Regions from separate parts of the Homo sapiens genome. Here region 1 is linked to region 2. Evidence: chromatin contacts called from ENCODE Hi-C or POLR2A ChIA-PET data. All regions are on one chromosome and are shown on one strand. The core of a region is the stretch at or near the end of the contact, and the rest is flanking DNA. Distances in the headings are between cores, read along the strand shown. Region 1 has its middle 150 kb from the start of RDUR. Region 2 holds the start of RPL24 (ribosomal protein L24).

The links. Hi-C counts contacts between places; a loop is a spot of excess contacts on that map. ChIA-PET counts read pairs that join two places held with the same protein, here RNA polymerase II (POLR2A). Pooled maps may share reads with other maps.
Region 1: a pooled map shows a loop between it and region 2 (3-fold over the local background). The contact joins the enhancer-like site here to the promoter of RPL24 in region 2. A Hi-C loop is called at or near these places in 1 of 168 maps with a recorded cell type or tissue (naive thymus-derived CD4-positive, alpha-beta T cell) and 6 of 50 pooled maps. POLR2A ChIA-PET finds 5 or more read pairs at or near these places in 4 of 52 experiments (OCI-LY7, PC-9, activated CD4-positive, alpha-beta T cell and 1 more).

The regions. Positions count from the first base shown.
Region 1 is chr3:102,087,884-102,091,619 of GRCh38, reverse strand. No RefSeq gene overlaps it. Among named protein-coding and RNA genes, the nearest start is that of RDUR, 150 kb to the right of the region's middle. Within about 2 kb of position 1,564, at least 5 of the 41 ENCODE cell types and tissues checked have a DNase peak (open chromatin) inside an H3K27ac peak, as active enhancers do.
Region 2 is chr3:101,684,674-101,688,300 of GRCh38, reverse strand. RPL24 (ribosomal protein L24) reads left to right here and starts at 1,583. Exons shown (of 6, transcript NM_000986.4): 1 at 1,583-1,629; 2 at 1,744-1,819; 3 at 2,373-2,483. The coding sequence starts at 1,625. LOC124906262 (endogenous retrovirus group K member 5 Gag polyprotein) reads right to left here. Exons shown (of 3, transcript XM_047449415.1): 2 at 912-3,406. The coding sequence starts at 922. RefSeq lists enhancers at 1-376, 1,287-1,336, 1,347-1,836, 807-2,006, 1,997-2,186 and 1 more.

The sequences.
Region 1 (3,736 bases), core at 315-2,814, 400 kb before region 2:
ATGATTTGAGGGGAAAAAAAAAACTTTTTAACATTAAGTCTAATCTAAGCACATGGTTTAGTAGTACTTCCACGTGGAGGAAGCATTACTTAGTTGGCACCGGAGTATGTGTTCTTAAAATGCAAAACTGACTTATTTACCCATTTACATCAGTTAAGAATTCACTTTTTAAAAGTTATGTCCTTTAATTGGTGGTATTTCTTATAAAGTTTTTAAAAATTAATTACCTAAATTTTTTTCCACAGTGATGATGGGTTTGTCCTGACTTGTTCATGGCCTCTTGCTTGGGTTTCCTTGTAAACAGGGGCAAAATGTGTAAGACGTCTTATGGGGCTTAGCACTGTAGCTAAGACATAAATAGGCTTTTTAAAGATTGTTTCCTCTGTACAAAATTCAGTGACTCAAATAGGAGGCAAATTTGTGAGCTTGTCGCCTTTACCACCATATTCAGGTCAAACAGGGTAAACTATGGAGCCCAATGCACCAGTGAGTGAGCCAACACTCACCGAGTGGTAATAATAATAGAATTGGTAGTAATTACCATTAACGGAATACCCTGTATGTACCACATGTTGTGCGTCTAAATTAGCCCTCACAACTACTCTGTAAAGTGCTATGGAAAGCACCACGGACACTGTGAACTTCTGTGTTCCATTCTCAGATGATGAGTCAATAGGAGCAATGAATTCCTCTGATTGTGTCTGGGGTAGGATGAAGAGTTAATACAGGACCTAAGTTAACCCAATCAATGAAGCGAAGGATTTATATTCCAGACTGGAAGGTTGGAAATTTCTTTCTGTCTTCAGCTAGACAGAACTAGAAAGCATTCATCTCTATTGTCACTGGCAACCACCTTATAATTACAAAGGGAAGCAGCTGGAGATGACATCTATATCTGGCAAAGGAAGACGTGGAAATATCCTGTGTCACCAATGACATTTGAGCCACTGATTGTTCTGCACCAGAAACCCACGCTATTTCTGGGTTTCCAATTAATTACATGAGATAATAAACTTACCCGTTGCTTAAGCCCATTTGAAACTGGGTTTTCTGAGACTAGGCTTCTTAACACAGATAGCATTCCAAATGATGCAGATATTACTATCTCCATTTCACAGAGGAGAAAATTGATGCCTAGAGATCCTAAGTCTCTTCCTCAGTGTTACACAGCTAACAAATTGCACGTGCACAGTAAGAGTCCAGGTCCTGCGCTTTGTCCTCAATCACATTTCCTCTCCAAATTAAGTACTAAAGCCCCTTACTTTCACAGCATGTGAACAGAATGCTTAATGGCCTCTTGTATGGGTAAAAATGCACTTGAAAAAGTGGAAGAGTTTTGTCATTCTATAGCTATTTCTCTGTTAAAAGCAAATGGTAAGAGTTAAACAATAAATCCATGAGTCAAAGACTGATGCTATTAAATATATCAGCCATGATTTTAGAGTCTAAAAATACACCAAACACCAGACTATAAAATGTTCTTGACGTCAATAGACGACTCAGCAGTCAGTTGAGGTCACTTTACAACCTTTCCACAACTGCTTCACAGAGAAACCTATGCTTTTCTCAGGACCATAAAAATACTGGACCGCACAGGCAGTCAGCCGTTAACTACACAATACACTAAATTCTTGTAAACTATGGGTTATGAGACTATCCACGGACAATTCATATAATCTCATGACCTGAACATAAAGTACATCCTGTAAAGAGAGCATCACTTGTCTTTTTAAATCTGCATTACCTGTTTTTAATGCATTTAAGTTTGAACCTATGCTACTGAAAAAAATCTTCAGAGCTAACAGTTTCTGCCATTTGGTAAAAATTCAATGAAATCCATTCAATTGTTTTAATAGCTAATTAGCTGTGTCCCATTACTGTTTATCTCAGGCTCTAAAACATTGTCTGAAGGCATTTTCACAGCTTCATGTCACTAGGCATCTTTTCATCTGGAGTTTAACGGCAGCAACTACAAAAGAAGAATCGATCCCCTCTCTCCTCTCCCAGTGAGCACTTGCCTCTGAGGCTATTCCCTCTCTATACTTACATTTAAAATAAATAGATTCCTATGCAAAAAGTGGTTCGTTCAATGGGGAAGGAAAACCAGGCCCCAGTGTTTGTACTTAACTGGCCCATTAAAACCTTAAACTTAGATTTGAATCTAAGTTCATGTGCCATATCAACATAACTTCTGGCACACCTGATGCAGCTCATGGATCTGATAGCTCATAAATTCTCCCCCCACTGAAGTTATGTCCAAAGGCCAAATACAGAAAGACATTTTATTTGTGTGTGAACAGATTATGGCTTTATAAAGCACCAGCTTTGGAGCAGAGCCGTAATTTATGGCATTCAGACAGTACAAACAAGGATAAAGAAATACTATTATTTTCACCATGGAGCATTGAGTAGAAAAGAAATATAAATGTTAACCCATCTGGCATCACTGCATTGCAATATATCTGTTTTATGTTCTGTGTGAGATGAGATTTTTTTAATGCTTTTAAGATATCAAAATAAATTGCACAGACTTGTGATACCTTGGGGGTTCTACCTGGTGGCTGATATGATGGGGTGAACTACACACACAATAAAAGGGTTTATAAAGTTTAGAAATTGCCTAATCCAATATATTGGGAAGAATCAGATAAATGATGCAGGCCAAGAGAAGTTAGGTGTATGAATGCCAGCCCACATAATACAAGGACATTATTCTTGGGTCTAGGTAGACAAAATGTATTAGACTATTTGTAACTTCCATTGTGTTACAGAGATGTGGCCTCTGAATTCCAGAGCAGCTGACCTGTAGTCCCCAAGTCAAAGTAAGCTCTGTCTGAACGAATTCTCTTGAAAAGATTGGTCCTGAGCTTACAGGCCTCTGTTTGTGTGTACATCTAAAAATAACCTGGAGAATTATACTGCTAATAGGAAGGAAGATGCCACACATTTTCTTCTGTTTTTGGCCTTTGCCTGCTTTTCTATAAGATAGCTTGATTTTTATATCAATTCATCATGTCTATTTTATGTTTTGTAGATATTTTTGCCAGTCCATCATTTGTCTTAACTTTGCTTATGGTATCATTTGCTCAATCAGAACTTAAAAAAAAAGCAAAATTTTAATCTAGTCAAGTTTATCCATCTTTATTTATAGTTAAGAATGTCTTCCTCACACATGGTGAAACAAACTTTCTCTGAAATTTCTTTGAATATTTTCACTATGTTTTTTCATTTATGTCTTTAATCAATCTCAGATGGTTTTTTGCATGAGCTGACATAAATAAATTTTCAAAAACATGAAAAGATGCCCCTTGCATCACATCTGACAGGAAAATATAGCAATATGACATACCACTACTTTCAAATCAGAGTGGCAAAAATTGTACAGTAATCTTTGATGGGTAGTGTGTATATAAAAAGGATTCCTGCATACTGTCACTTGGCCTGTGATTTGCTATAGCCTTTTTGAAATGTAATCTGATGACACATTTCATTTGATAATCTAATACTTAAAAATAAAAAAGCACTGATGTATAATATTTAAAAAAGAAGTTCAGTGCATCTCTGTTTATTAACAGTAAAAATCGGCCAGGCACAGTGGCTCATGCCTGTAATCCCAGCACTTTGGGAGACCAAGGTGGGTGGATCGCCCACAGTCAGGAGTTCAAGACCAGCCTGGCCAACATGGCAAAACCCTCATCTCTACTGAAAATACAAAAATTAGTCGGGCTTCGTTGTG
Region 2 (3,627 bases), core at 334-2,833:
ACCTAACATCATTCTTAAGACTGGTTCCAGGCCCGGCGCGGTGGCTCACGCCTGTAATCCTAGCACTTTGGGAGAACGAGTGGATCACCTGAGGTCAAGAGTTTGGGACCAGCCTGGACAACATGGTGAAACCCCATCTCTACTAAAAATACAAAAATTAGCCGAGCGTGGTGGCAGGCGCCTGTAATCCCAGCTACTCGGGAGGCTGAGGCAGGAGAATCAATCGTTTGAACCCAGAGGGCGGAGGTTGCAGTGAGCCGAGACCGCGCCACTTCACTCCAGCCTGAATGAAAGAGCGAAACTCCGTCTCAAGGAAAAAAAAAAAAAAAAAAGACTGGCTCCAACACAATTGTACAGTTTTCATGACATTAGTCAGCCAACTTGTTAGACATTCCAAATATCTTCAACCAGCTACCTTACAAAACGTTTTTAGGGTGAGTTGCATACATAGAAAGCAGAACTCAGTCATTACATTTGTTTCCTAGTCATATACTGCAACCTCCCACAGAATTCAAGAATTGCCTCTGGCCACTCCTTGTCATACGATGAAATATGTAGCATCATAGAAGGGCTCAACAGATTGAGCCCTTGGCCTCCCAGCGGGGCTCCACCGACCCCCTCAACTTCACTAGGCAGCAACTCCGAATTGTAGTTCTTAGGCAGGTACTTAATAGGAATTTTGGAAACTGAATGAGCTCATGTTTAAAAAGCCTTTGGCATAATTCCCGGCACAGAGAAAGCGCTCAAAGAATGTTAATTATAATTAATGCAAAGCGCCAACGCGCACTGTTCGATTCGCACAGCCTGAGAAACGGTTCGGTTGTCATTACTTTCTTATAAATGGTGAAACTATTAATTTGTTTGGTTGAGGAAATGGGCCAACAGGGAAGGCAAAATGTGACTGGTTTTACCTGCGGGGCATTCGTCTTTGGGTCTCTTTATGAGAAGAGAGGACACCTTTCTCTTCAGTTCACATTCCCTGCAGCCGGAAGATGGCTCTAGGATACTTGGCAGTAAGAGAGGCAGAATGGGCCGGGCGCAGTGGCTCCCGCCTATAATCCCAACACTTTGGGAGGCCGAGGAGGGCGGACCACCTGAGGTCAGGAGTTCGAGACCAGCCTGACCAACATGGAGAAACCCCGTCTCTACGAAAAATACAAAATTAGCCGGACGTGGTGGCACATGCCTGTAATCCCAGCTACTAGGGAGGCTGAGGCAGGAGAATCGCTTGAACCTGGGAGGCGGAGGTTACGGTGAGCCGAGATTGCGCCACTGCACTCCAGCCTGGGCAACAAGAGCGAAACTCCGTCTCAAAAAAAAAAAAGAGAGGAGAGACAGAGACAGAATGACTCATAAACCAACTGTCTGACTGCCTTTTTGGCAGGCCCTCTGGGCCCGAGAACCCTCCAGCGCCTCTGGATGAATTGCGCCAGAGGAAGTCAGCTGTCAGGGAAAACGAGATCTTTCGCCTCGCGATGATTACGTCATCAAGGAGGGCCAGGAGCATCGAAGGATATTGGGGAGGAGATTTCCGGCCCCCATCCCCGCAGCGACCTTATAAGGTCTCTTCCCATGATTCTCTCTTTCTTTTCGCCATCTTTTGTCTTTCCGTGGAGCTGTCGCCATGAAGTAAGCACGACCCGTGGTTCCCAATCCGCTTACATCCTCGGGCAGAACTCCTCTCTGTCGTCCCTGGCATGGCTGTAGACACCCTCCCTGATGGACTTTCACTTTTTGTTGCAGGGTCGAGCTGTGCAGTTTTAGCGGGTACAAGATCTACCCCGGACACGGGAGGCGCTACGCCAGGACCGACGGGAAGGTAAAAAGCCGCGTCGGCTTCACCTACCTTCTTGTACTCCGAGGAGGAAAGGCTGGTTTAATTCGGTTTAGGCGGGTTTATTCCCCACATCACCACTGGCCTCTGGAAGTCTTCGTGGACGCTCTGTGGACTGGTCGTTAGGACCAGAAACCTCTAAGTGAACCAGTGTTGATTATTTATTGTGAGCCAGGTCGGACATCAGGAGGGGTTTATGTAACTGATGTCCCGGTGTAAGGGAAATAACTGAGGTACGGAGGTACCCTTTGGAATCCTGGGACGGACAAGAGCAGAATGCTTCCCAGAAGGACGCACCACCCTGTCCTTTGCTATGAGCCTAGATTTCCTGCTCTCGAGAAAAGACTAAACGCAAGGACCTTCATAGTGTGACACAGTTACCTGCCAGTTATGTGACAGCCTTTTGGTCCTTGTGGGCCTCAGTTTTGTAAAATGATAAGCCAGAACTAGCATATTGATCTTCTAAGGATTCCAAGCTTACTCAGCCTCTTGTACTTTGTATAGTTAAATAGTAATTCCTTTGCATTTGTCACTCTAGGTTTTCCAGTTTCTTAATGCGAAATGCGAGTCGGCTTTCCTTTCCAAGAGGAATCCTCGGCAGATAAACTGGACTGTCCTCTACAGAAGGAAGCACAAAAAGGGACAGTCGGTAAGTGGAATACGCCTTGATGTTGGGGGCTATCTCTTAAGTTGTCAAAGCTCTCTGAACGTTGGTTTTCTGCTCTGTAAAATTAAATCAGACTGTATGCGAAAGAGCTCTTAAACTGTAAAGCGTCAGCAAAATGAAAAAGATATTATAAACTGTCTCTATATATTTTAGGCTAGTAGCAATACCGAGTTGAAATTTTAAAGTCAGATAAATTACGTTAAGCACCTTTGCGTTATAGGGCAGGGTGGAAGGGCTTAGTTTTCCAGTGGGAGGAAATTGAGAAGTTACCATAATTTGGTTTTGATTGCAATATTTACAGGATTAGTCCTAACATAGCCAGTGGACCATGAACCAGTCCACCATACACTAGTTCATTCACTAGAAAAACAGTGGTTTTTCTGGTCCTTGTTAAGTGTCCTTTTAGCTGGGTTATACATGAGAAAAAGTTTGAGTGCCATGGTAGGACTAGTATTCAGGAGGCTTGGGAATACTTACTGAACACCTTCTGGATGAAGGACTTTTCTAGGTATTGTGAGAAATAAATGCCATCAGACATAAAATATGTTGAAAGTTCAGAGGAAGGAGAAACTTAAAAGTGGATATGACACACCTATTAGGGTGACTATTCAGGAAAAAAAAAAACAGGAATTACAGGTGTTGGTGAGGATGGGGAGAAATTGGAACCTTTGTGCATTGCTAAATATGCAACAGCTGTGAAAAATCATTTGGTGTTTTCTCAAAAGGGTAAACATAAAAATTATCCCAGCAGTTCCACTTCTAAGTTATACCCTAAAACAGTTGAAAGCAGGGACTCTATAACTTGTATATCAGTGTCATAGCAAATCCGGGCTTGGTGGCAGCGGCTGTACTCTAGCTCCTCCGGAGGCCAAGGTGGGAGGATTGTTTGAGGCAACATAGGAGACCTTTAAAAAAAAAAAAAGTTATTTAGATGGATAATGGTGATAGCTACACAGCGCTATGAATGTACATAAGGCCACTATACCTTTTTTTTTTTTTTTTTTTTTTTTTTTTTTTTTTTTTGGGGAGACAGGTCCTCTGTTGCTCAGGCTGGAGAGCAGTGGCAGGATCACAGCTCACTCCACCTCAACCTTATGGGCTCAAGTGATCCTCCCACCTCCGCCTA